Linked DNA regions of Homo sapiens: region 2 is linked to region 1. Evidence: read pairs that join two places in POLR2A ChIA-PET (ENCODE). Cell type or tissue: PC-9. All regions are shown on one strand. Links, peaks and the distances in the headings refer to the core of each region. The heading gives the core; the rest is flanking DNA. Region 1 has its middle 11 kb from the start of NHSL3. Region 2 overlaps LOC102723870 (a long non-coding RNA gene).

The links. Peaks named below come from ENCODE experiments on the same cell type or tissue, not always from the same donor. Only the 100,000 strongest peaks of a DNase experiment are listed, where the experiment ranks them.
Region 2: POLR2A ChIA-PET joins it to region 1 with 9 read pairs; 2 of 35 experiments call an interaction of 5 or more read pairs at or near these places.

What each region holds. Positions count from the first base shown.
Region 1 is chr1:32,728,055-32,733,427 of GRCh38, forward strand. No RefSeq gene overlaps it. Among named protein-coding and RNA genes, the nearest start is that of NHSL3, 11 kb to the right of the region's middle. In PC-9, for the core only: no CTCF peak of the experiment used is centred there; a DNase peak (open chromatin) is centred at 2,077; H3K27ac peaks cover 469 bases.
Region 2 is chr1:32,606,423-32,611,795 of GRCh38, forward strand. It overlaps LOC102723870 (a long non-coding RNA gene), which reads right to left. Exons shown (of 3, transcript XR_426677.5): 2 at 3,675-3,726; 3 at 2,127-2,905. Among named protein-coding and RNA genes, the nearest start is that of ZBTB8OS, 41 kb to the right of the region's middle. RefSeq lists an enhancer at 158-658. In PC-9, for the core only: no CTCF peak of the experiment used is centred there; no DNase peak of the experiment used is centred there.

The DNA of each region.
Region 1 (5,373 bases), core at 125-5,124:
CCTTAGGGATGTTGTACAAACAAGTACCAAAGCTATGTGCAGGGGAGGCTGACTTGAAAAATCATTGTCTTTGCCCTTAAGGAACTCACAGTCTGGTGAGAAAGTTAGACAGACAAACAAACATAATAAGATAATTGCTCTACTAGAGGTTTATATGGAGGAACTTCTATGCTTAGAAGGAATGCTGAGCCAGGTGCGGTGGCTCAAGCCTGTAATCCCAGCACTTTGGGAGGCCGAGGTGGACGGATCACCTGAGGTTGGAAGTTCAAGACTAGACTGACCAACATGGAGAAACCCCATCTCTACTAAAAATACAAAATTAGCTGGGCGTGGTGGTGCATGCCTGTAATCCCAGCTACTTGGGAAGCTGAGGCAGGAGAATCACTTGAACCCGGGAGGCAGGAGGTTGCAGTGAGCCGAGATCGCGCCATTGCACTCCACCCTGGGCAACAAGAGCGAAACTCCATCTCAAAACAATAAAAAATAAAAAGAGGGAGTGCTGAAGTGTGGCTGGATCAATCCAGGAAGACTTCCTGGAGATGATAGCATTTGAGTTGGCACCTGCAGGCTGAGTAGGAGCTTGAAAGGTAGACAAGTCAGGGAAAGCCAAAAAAATTACCCACAGACAAAGCTGTGGCCATGAGAAGGCAGGGACTGGAAGCTCACATGTGTTTTGGAGAGCTTCTCTAGGGCAGCACGGAGGATGCTGGAGGGGAGAAAAGCTGAGGCAGCAGACAGATCCAAGAGGAAGGTTTAGGATCTGAAAGTGTACTCATGCTTTGCCATGCAATGCTGTGCAACCTTAGGAAAGTCACTTGAGCTCACTGAGCTTCCATCCCTCATCTGTCAAATGGAGAGAATAATAGGTACCCATGGGGATGCTGGGGAGGGCTGAATGAGCTAATGGAAGGGAAAGTGCTGGATAAATGCAAGCTGTTGTTATTGTAGAGAATCCACCGGGGCAGGCCATGTTTCAGCTGCAGCCCCACCTCAGAAATGGCCTCCCTGAGCCTCATTCAAGTCAAGTCCACATCCTCCCAGGCTGGGGGGTGGGGTGGGGTGCAGGATGCAGGGGAAGGATGCACACACACCTGACTATGGATCTTGGCTCACTGGCTCTGTGACCTGGGACCAGTGTCTTCCCTCTCTCAACTTCATTTCATAGAGCTAAGAACCCAACTTACAGGGCTTCCGTGAATTCTGTGGGAACAGGTAAGTGATCATTAATTGTAGACAGTTAGTTCCCTGTCCCCTAGTCTCCAATTCCCTCCTCCAGGGCCTGGCACCAAGCTGAGCAGAGCGAGAAACAGTAAATATTTAATAACAGATGGGCTGAGAGCTCCTAACTGAAGGGAGATGTGGAGGAGCCGGAGGACACTTGCTTCCCCAGCAGGGGCAGCTGTGCAGACAGGCCGACCTGGGCTTCAGGGCTAGTGATAGCCAGATCCTGAAGGAGTTCTTGCCTTCAGTGACTTCCTGAGGGAGCCACAGCTACCAGTGGCCTTCCCAGGGTACCCTAGCCCCACAACACATCTCTCCTATTTTCTCACTTTGCTGCTCAGATGAACATCAAATGGATGTGGACCCCACTCAACAACCACCCACTGAATCCCTCTCCACTGCGCCAAGCCTCTCCTGGCACTATAAATTCAGAGAGGAAGGAGGCCAGCCCTTGCTCTTCAGGGCCTCCCATCTAGCTGCGAGAGTGATGGAAAACATGTTTGCTAAAATGTGATAGCTAGCCTGGGCAACGTAGGGAGACCCTGTGTCTACGAATAATTAGAAAAACTAGCCGGGCGTGATGGCACGTGCCTGTGGTCCCAGCTACTTGGGAGGCTGAGGTGGGAGGATGATCGCCTGAGCCTGGGAGGTCAAGGCTGCAGTGAGTCGTGATCATGCCACTGCACTCTATCCTGGGCAACACAGCAAGACCCTGTCTCAAAAAAAATAATAATAAAAAAAGCTGGGTGGCCGGGCGTGGTCCTGAAGGCTGCAGCTGTGCATGTCATCACTTAGTCACTTGCCTGGTGGTCACCTATGAGTCAATGATTCAAAGGTTTCCATCCCAGGGATACATCTGCTTCTTAATAGGAATTTACAGGGACAATCCTTTGACCAGGGGAGCCACCTAAGGGACTGAGACTTGATCCCAGAGCAATCAGGCAGAGACTCTGTGCAGCTTCCTTTCCCTTCCTGCCCAGACATGCTGCCCCTCCCTCCGACCCTGGGCCTCCCCTTTGTGAATTTAGGTCTCTGTGGTTGTCTGTGGGCTGAGGCAGCAAAAAGAGCATTTTGGAGTGAGCCAGAGCTAAATCCAAATCCTGGTTCTATTACTAACTAGCTGTGTGACCTTGGTCCAATTTCTTATCTGCTCTGAGTCAGTTTTGCAGAAAATGTTCAAATTTGCTGTATCTTTACGTACTTGTATACAAATGCGTAGAAAAAGGCCAGAGGGCAGTCAGGCGCTGTGGCTCACACCTGAAATCCCAGCACTTTGGGAGGCCGAGGTGGGCGGATCACCTGAGGTCGGGAGTTCAAGACCGCCTGACCAACACGGAGAAACCCTGTCTCTACTAAAAATACAAAATTAGCCGGGCGTGGTGGTGCATGCCTGTAATCCCAGCTACTTGGGAGGCTGAGGCAGGAGAATCGCTTGAACCCAGGAGGCGGAGGTTGCAGTGAGCCGAGATTGCACTATTGCACTCCAGCCTGGGCAACGAGAGCGAAACTCTGTCTCAAAAAAACAAACAAACAAAAAAAAGGCCAGGCGTGGTGGCTCATGCCTGTAATCCCAGCACTTTGGGAGGCCAAGGCAGGCAGATCATGAGGTCAGGAGTTCGAGACCAGCCTGGTCAACATAGTGAAACCCCGTCTCTACTAAAAATACAAAAAATTAGCCGGGCGTGGTGGCGGGCGCCTGTAATCCCAGCTACTTGAGAGGCTGGGGCAGGAGAATCACTTGAACCTGGAAGGCGGAGGTTGCAGTGTGCCGAGATTGCGCCACTGTACTCCAGCCTGGGTGCCAGTTCCAAAAAGAAAAGAAAAGAAAAAGGCTGGAGGGGTTTATGCTACCCTTCTCATTAATAGTGGATGGGGTGGGGTGGGAAAGGGGTATGTGATGGGGAACTTTCACATTGTATCCTATTTTCTCATGTATTATCTGGGCCTTTATAAGCATGTATATTATTGCATTTGTATGAAGCAGGGATAATCCTACCAACTTTACAGATTATTGGAAGGATTTTAAAAAGATCCTACAGGTAAAACTGTTCTCATGCTGTCTGCTGCAAAATTGGCTCTTACCAAGTATTAGTTCCCTTTTCCTCTCTTCTCCTTGCCTGGAACTGTGTTTCTACTTGTAAGTGTTTGCCTCTTTACATCTATGTTTGTTTACGGGGCCTGGTTGAATCTGTCTGTGGTTTTTTTTTTTTTTTTTTTGAGACGGAGTCTCACTCTGCCCTATCTCAGCTCACTGCAAGCTCCGCCTCCCGGGTTCACGCCATTCTCCTGCCTCAGCCTCCTGAGTAGCTGGGACTACAGGCTCCTGCCACAATGCCTGGCTAATTTTTTTTTGTATTTTTAGTAGAGACAGGGTTTCACTGTGTTAGCCAGGATGGTCTCGATCTCTTGACCTCGTGATCCGCCCACCTCGGCCTCCCAAAGTGTTGGGATTACAGGCGTGAGCCACCACACCCAGCCTGTCTGTGGTTTATGGGCTGCTAAGCGTCTGTGTGTATTCTTTTCTTATATTGGTGAATGTCTGTGCATCTGGAAATGTATGCATTTGTGTATGTGTGTCTGTGTGTCTCTGTATAAGTGAGTATATGCTTGGGTGTATTGGTGGTATGTATGTGTGTGGGGTGTAGCTGTGTATCTCAGCTTGTTTGTGTCTATTTATATGTGTTTATTTTATTTCATTTTTTATTTTTTTTGAGACGGAGTCTCACTCTGTCACCCAGGCTGGAGTGCGATGGCACGGTCTCAGCTCACCACAACTTCCACCTTCTAGGTTCAAGTGATCCTTCTGCTTCAGCCTCCTGCGTAGCTAGGATTACAGGCGCCCGCCACCACACCTGGCTAATTTTTGTATTTTTAGTAGAGACAGGGTTTTCACCACGTTGGCCAGGCTGGTCTTGAATTCCTGATCTCGTGATCCACCCACCTCAGCCTCCCAAAGTGGTGGGATTACAGGTGTGAGCCATCATGCACTGCCTATATGTCTTTATTATTATTATTATTATTTTGTTTTTTTGAGACAGAGTTTCGCTCTTGTTGCCCAGGCTGGAGTGCAATGGTGCAATCTCGGCTCACTGCAACCTCTGCCTCCCAGGTTCAAGTGATTCTCCTGCCTCAGCCTACCGAGTAGCTGGGATTACAGGCACTTGCCACCGAGCCCAGCTAATTTTTTTTTTTTTTTTTGAGATGGAGTCTTGCTCTGTCGCCCAGGCTGGAGTGCAGTGGTGCAATCTTGGCTCACTGCAAGCTCTGCCTCCCGGGTTCATGCCATTCTCCTGCCTCAGCCTCCCAAGTAGCTGGGACAACAGGTGCCCGCCACCACGCCCGGCTAATTCTTTGTATTTTTAGTAGAGACGGGGTTTCACTGTGTTAGCCAGGATGGTCTCCATCTCCTGACCTCGTGATCCGCCCGCCTCGGCCTCCCAAAGTACTGGGATTACAGTCATGAGCCACTGCGCCCGGCCGCTAATTTTGTATTTTTAGTAGAGACAGGGTTTCTCCACGTTGGTCAGGTTGGTCTTGAACTCCCGACCTCAGGTGATCCACCCACCTCCGCCCCACAAAGTGCTGGGATTACAGGCATGAGCCACCGCACCCGGCGTGTTTATTATATTTTTAATGCATATATATTTTTGAGACAGAGTCTCTGTTGCCCAGGCTGGAGTGCAGTGGCACGATCATGGCAGCTTTAACCTCCTGGGCCCAAGTGATCCTCCCACCTCAGCCTCTCAAGTAGCTAGGACCACAGGCATGCACCACGACACCCAGCTAATTTTTTTTTTTTGAGACGGAGTTTAGCTCTTGTTGCCCAAGCTGGAGAGCAATGGCGCTATCCCGGCTCACTGCAACCTCCGCATCCTGGGTTCAAGCGATTCTCCTGCCTCAGCCTCCCGAGTAGCTGGGACTACAGGCACGTGCCCACCACATCCAGCTAATTTTTTGTATTTTTAGTAGAAATGGGGTTTCACCATGTTAGCCAGGCTGGTCTCAAACTCCTGACCGCAGGTGATCCGCCTGCCTCAGCCTCCCAAAGAGCTGGGATTACAGGCGTGAGCCACTGTGCCCAGCCCAGATAATTTTTAAATTTTTGTAGAGATGGGGAGCTTCCTATGTTGCCCAGGCTAGTCTCGAACTGCC
Region 2 (5,373 bases), core at 1-5,000, 120 kb before region 1:
GCCAGAAGGGCTGCAGCTCTTCTCTCCTTCTCGTCGCCCACAACGTGGTGAGCAGGGAGCATGTTTCAGCCCTGCTTGTGTTACAGCTCTTTCAGTCCACCATTTGGTGGGTCCCGAGTTCTTTTCCTGCATCCGAGAAGAATGAGGTACGCAGACAACTGGAGGGTGAGCAAGGCCGAAAGGAGCTTCACTGAGCAACAGAACAGCTCTCAGGAGACCTGAAGTGGGTAGCTCCTTTCCACAGGGCAGAGAGGAGCTTCACTCTGCAACAGAACAGCTCTCAGGAGACCCGAAGTGGATAGCTCCTTTCCACAGGCAGGTCGACCTGATGAGTGTCCAGATGACCAGCTCTCACCCAAGAGGAGACCTGCAGGCAGGTCCTTTTAAGGAGACTCAAAGCGGGTAGCTCCTTCCTGCAGCTGGTAGTCCTGACAGCCGGCTGAGTCTGCTGAGACCAGGGGTTTTTATGGGCTCAGAAGGGAGGAAGTGCATGCTGCTTGGTCTGTGGGTGTCCATGGGCAGCCCAGAAAACACCACAAGTTCTTACTCTAGCCCTGGACTCCACCAGGAACTGCCAGACCAACCCCCAGGCTTCAGGCATTCCCTGGCTTGAAGGGGGGATTTCACTGGGAACCCACCCTTTTCCACCCAGGAACCTGTCTGCCTCCTGCCATCAACATGCCCTCCATGGTGCCCAGACTGTGCCAAGGGGCGCCTGCAGGCCCAAACCAAGCCACCGTCATCAACCCCCTGACTGGCTTCCCTCCCACGCACATGGGTGCCCAAAGTTTAGAGGGGGCTGAGGTGGCAGGGGGCTGGCGTGTCAGTGCCACCTCTAGCATGCTCAACCTGGCCAGGTCACGACAACACCTAGGTTTGGCCCAACTTTGCTCTGCAACAGAGCAGGTGCAGGAGCAGAAAGAGGCCAGGGAATGGGAGCAGGCACTTCTGAGCCTGTGGGCGCTGGGAGCTTCCCAAGCCCTGAAGAGTGCAGGGATGCCCAGGTCTGGAGCCGCAGCTGGGCGGCTGCAGCTGTGCCCAGAAGTGTGGGACTCCAGCCCTGCCGATTCAGTAGGGGCAGGGCTCCTGCCTGTAGCCAGCCCCTGTGGGCTTCGTGGAGCCGTGAGCCTCAGCTGCGTTTCCCTCACTGCAGCTGGCATCGCAGCAGCGGCTGTTACAGACGGGCCACTGGTGCCTTTAGTTACAAGAGTTTTAATGATAAAATTCAAGTTATCACAGAAATGGTAGTATATAGCCAGCTGTTTTATATATTGTGAAGTATAAGTAACATATAATTTTGATACAGGAGTTTCTTAACTATTCCTGCTAATGGACCTATGAATAGGCCAGAAAAATGAAATCCACCGAGAATCTGTAAACTTCATTTTCACGTCAGCCTTCTCCCCACAGAACTGTATTAATGCCACCAAAAAAGTAAAATATTTAAATATAATGTTAACAAGTAATGAACCACACAGCAATAGAAGCAAAGGGACTCTTGAAGTCAAAATATCTTGAAGTCAAAATATTTTGCAATTACTGAAATAGTATAACACTTTTCCCTACTCTTTCTTTTTTTTTTTTTTTCTTCAAACCATCAAAATCCGTTGCATACTTTCTCACCTTTAAATAGGAAACCAGAGGCTGGGTACAGTGGCTCACACCTGTAATCCCAGAATTTTGGGAGGCCGAGGTGGTCGGATCATTTGAGGCTAGGAGTTCAAGACCAGCCTGGCCAACATGGTAAAACCCCATCTCTATAAAAAATACAAAAATTAGCCTGGCGTGGTGCCGCATGCCTGTAATCCCAGCTACTCAGGAGGCCGAGGCACAATAATTGCTTGAACCTAGGAGGTGGAGGTTGCAGTGAGCTGAGATCACGCCACTGCACTCCAGCCTGGGTGACAGAGCAAGACTGTCTCAAAAAGAAAAAAGGAAACCAGAGACCAGGGAAATACCCTTTACCTTTACCTTTGCGCTTAGCTAGATCATTTGCAAGCAGAATTTTATACTTTGCCTGCTTTGCTCTTTCAGATTTCCAGATACACAATTCCATTATATAGTTTCTTGATTTTCCCCTTGGGAAAATCATTTATTTCCTTGTTGATATTACTTACAACTACTTATTTTCTTTATTAAAGAGAAACTTATTTTTATTCAGCCCATAAGGGAAAAAGGGAACAACATTTCTGCCTAGACCAGAGATCCTCAACTTTGGTTGCACATTAGAATCACCTGTGGATCTTTTAAAATACAGATGCCTAGGCAAATCAGAATCTCGGGCAGGTGGGGCTTGGGTGTAAGTATTTTTGCAAGCTAGGCTGGCTGGGCACGGTGGCTCACACCTGTAATTCCAGCACTTTGGGAGGCCAAGGCGGGTGGATCAGGAGGTCAAGAGATCGAGACCATCCCGGCCAACATGGTGAAACCCCATCTCTACTAAAAATACAAAAATTAGCTGGGTGTGGTGGCGCATGCCTGTAGTCCCAGCTACTCAGGAGGCTGAGGCAGGAGAATCGCTTGAACCCGGGAGGCGGAGTTTGCAGTGAGCTGAGATTGCGCCACTGCACTCCAGCCTGGCGACAGAACGAGACTCCGTCTGAAAAAAAAAAACCTAGGCTGGATACAGTGGCTCATGCCTGTAATCCCAACACTTTGGGAGACAGAGGTAGGAGGATTGCTTGAGCCTAGGAGTTTGAGACCAGCCTGGGCAACATAACAAGTCGCAGTCTCTACAAAAAATTTAAAAATTAGGTGGGCGTGGTGGCACATGCCTGTAGTCTCAGTTACTCAGGAGGCTCGGGTGGGAGGATCACTTGAGCCTTAGGATCACTGAGTGAAGGATGCAGTGAGCTATGATGGTGCCACTGCACTTCAGCCTGGACGATACAGCAAGATCTTGGCTCTAAAAATAAAAATAAATAAATAAATAAATAAATAAATAAATAAATAAATAAAAGCTTCCCAAAGTTTGTGACATGCAAAATAGGGCCCATTCAAGGTTTCCCTCTGTCCTCCCCATATAGATGCCAAGGAGAGGCAGTAGGACTATTTGACCTTACAGTCCACTGGTTCTCAACCGTATCATTAAGGAAAAATTTAAAAATAGAGGTGTCCAGTCCAGGAAAATATTTATTTTTGTAAAATTTCAAGACACACTGCATGTTCCATTATCTAAGGTTTTTAATAGAGACAAGTAATATCGACACTCTAATAAAATAATGAGTAGTCTTAAAATACCCCATTTTTATTTTGGGATGCATTTGCATTTTATTTGATTATGGGTATTGCATTCTGGGAATTCACACAGTATTTCAAACCAATAAAAGAACTATGTAATGAATACGTGACTGAAATACTACATACTGAAATTTTACAAGCTTTAATATTTTCTTTTTAAAGAAAGGAACCAGAACACTCCAAGCTCTGTAAAAGCTCAATTGCTACACTTTAGAATTCCATAAAATAATTGAATTAAGTCATTCTTTAGTTCCAGTTAAATGGAATACTAGAGAGGCAGGAAAATACTACTGTATTATTTAAAGAAGACTTCAGACGAATTTGGAAACAAAGCAAACTTCTCTTTTGCTTTATTTCTTCAAGAATTACCATTTTTAAAAAAAGCTTTAAAAATAAAACACAACTTTTAGATAGAGTACCATTTTCATTCCCACCTTGAAGGTTATGTTTGCAATCCATTCATGACAAGTATATCTCTTCAGTCTCCTGCAAAAAAGAATTTCTTCCAATGACAAAATGGTACTTTCTTGCATAATTTTTTTTTTTTTTTGAGACGGAGTCTTGCTCTGTCGCCCAGGCTGGAGTGCAGTGGTGTGATCTTGGCTCACACCTCCGCCTCCCGGGTTCAAGCGATTCTCCTGCCTCAGCCTCAAAGCAGCTGGGATTATAGGCATGGGCCACCATACCCAGCTAATTTTTGTATTTTTAGTAGAGATGGGGTTTCGCCATATTGGCCCGGTTGGTCTCAAACTCCTGACCTCAGATGATCCGCCAGCCCCGGCCTCCCAAAGTGCTAGGATTACAGGCATGAGCCACCATGACTGGCCCATAATTTTTTTTCTTTTTATTTTCTTGCATAATTTTAAAAGGTTACATGCTGAGTCCAGGCACTGTGGCTCACACCTGTAATTCCAGCACTTTGGGAAGCCGAGGCAGGTGGATCACTTGAGGTCAGGAGTTCAAGACCAGCCTGGCCAACATGGTGAAACCCCGTCTCTACCAAAAATACAAAAATTAGCCGGGCGTGTTGGTGCACACCTGTGATCCCAGCTACTCAGGAGGCTGAGGCAGGAGAACCGCTTGAACCCAGGAGGCAACGTTGCAGTGAGCTGAGATTGTGCCACTGCACTCCAGCCTGGGCAACAAGAGTGAAACTTCTCAAAAAACAAAAGAAAAGATACTGTGCCTTTTGTTGCCTATCTGAATTGATTTTAAACTTTTTCTGTATACTGAGGAAAAAGTCCACAAAAAACCCAGGAGTTGAAAACCCCAGCTGAAAGTATTAGCACCACGTGTTAAAAAATGAAGGCCTTGAGATATGGCCACATTGGTTCACTCCTGTAATATCAGCGCTTTGGGAGGCTGAGGTGGGAGAATCACTTGAGGCCAGGAGTTCGAGGCCAGCCTGGGCATCAGTGACATTCTACCTCCACCAAAAAAACCCAAAAAATTAAAATTAGGCGGGCATGGTGGCACAGGCCTGTAGTCCCAGCTATTTGGGAAGCGAAGCTGGGGCGGGAGGATCCCTTGAGCCCAGGAATTCAAAACTGCAGTGAGCTATGATTGCGCCACTGCACTCCAGCCTGGGCCACATTGTGAGACACTGTCTATTAAAAAAGTAACAAATAGATAAAAAAGCCTGGGTTTTTTCTCCCTAAACAATGGATATCACGTTCAAGCAAGTGAACCCTCTATAAACCATGACTTTATATATTATTTTCAGGGATGACTATGCCAGTGAGCGAGATTAAGGGGTAGAAACTCTTCCTTTTCAGTCCTGTTTTTCGTCACAACTACTTTTCCTGGAAAGTTATTCAGTCTAACAGCTAGACCCCCCTTCCCCCACCGCCCCCGTCGGAGAGGCCTGGGATTTACCAGACACTCCTAAAGCTAGATTAGCTAGACTCTGGGGGCGATAGGGGGAAATAGGCATTTTTCTGTCGTGTGTAGTGGACGCCTTATAAAAAGCCCACATTTGGCCCGGCGCAGTGGCTTACGCCTGTAATCCCAGCACTTTGGGAGGTCGAGGCCGGCGGATCACCTGAGATCAGGTCAGTCTGGCCAACATCGTGAAACCCCGTCTCTACTAAAAATACAAAATTAGCAGAGCGTGGTGGTGGGCGCCTGTAATCC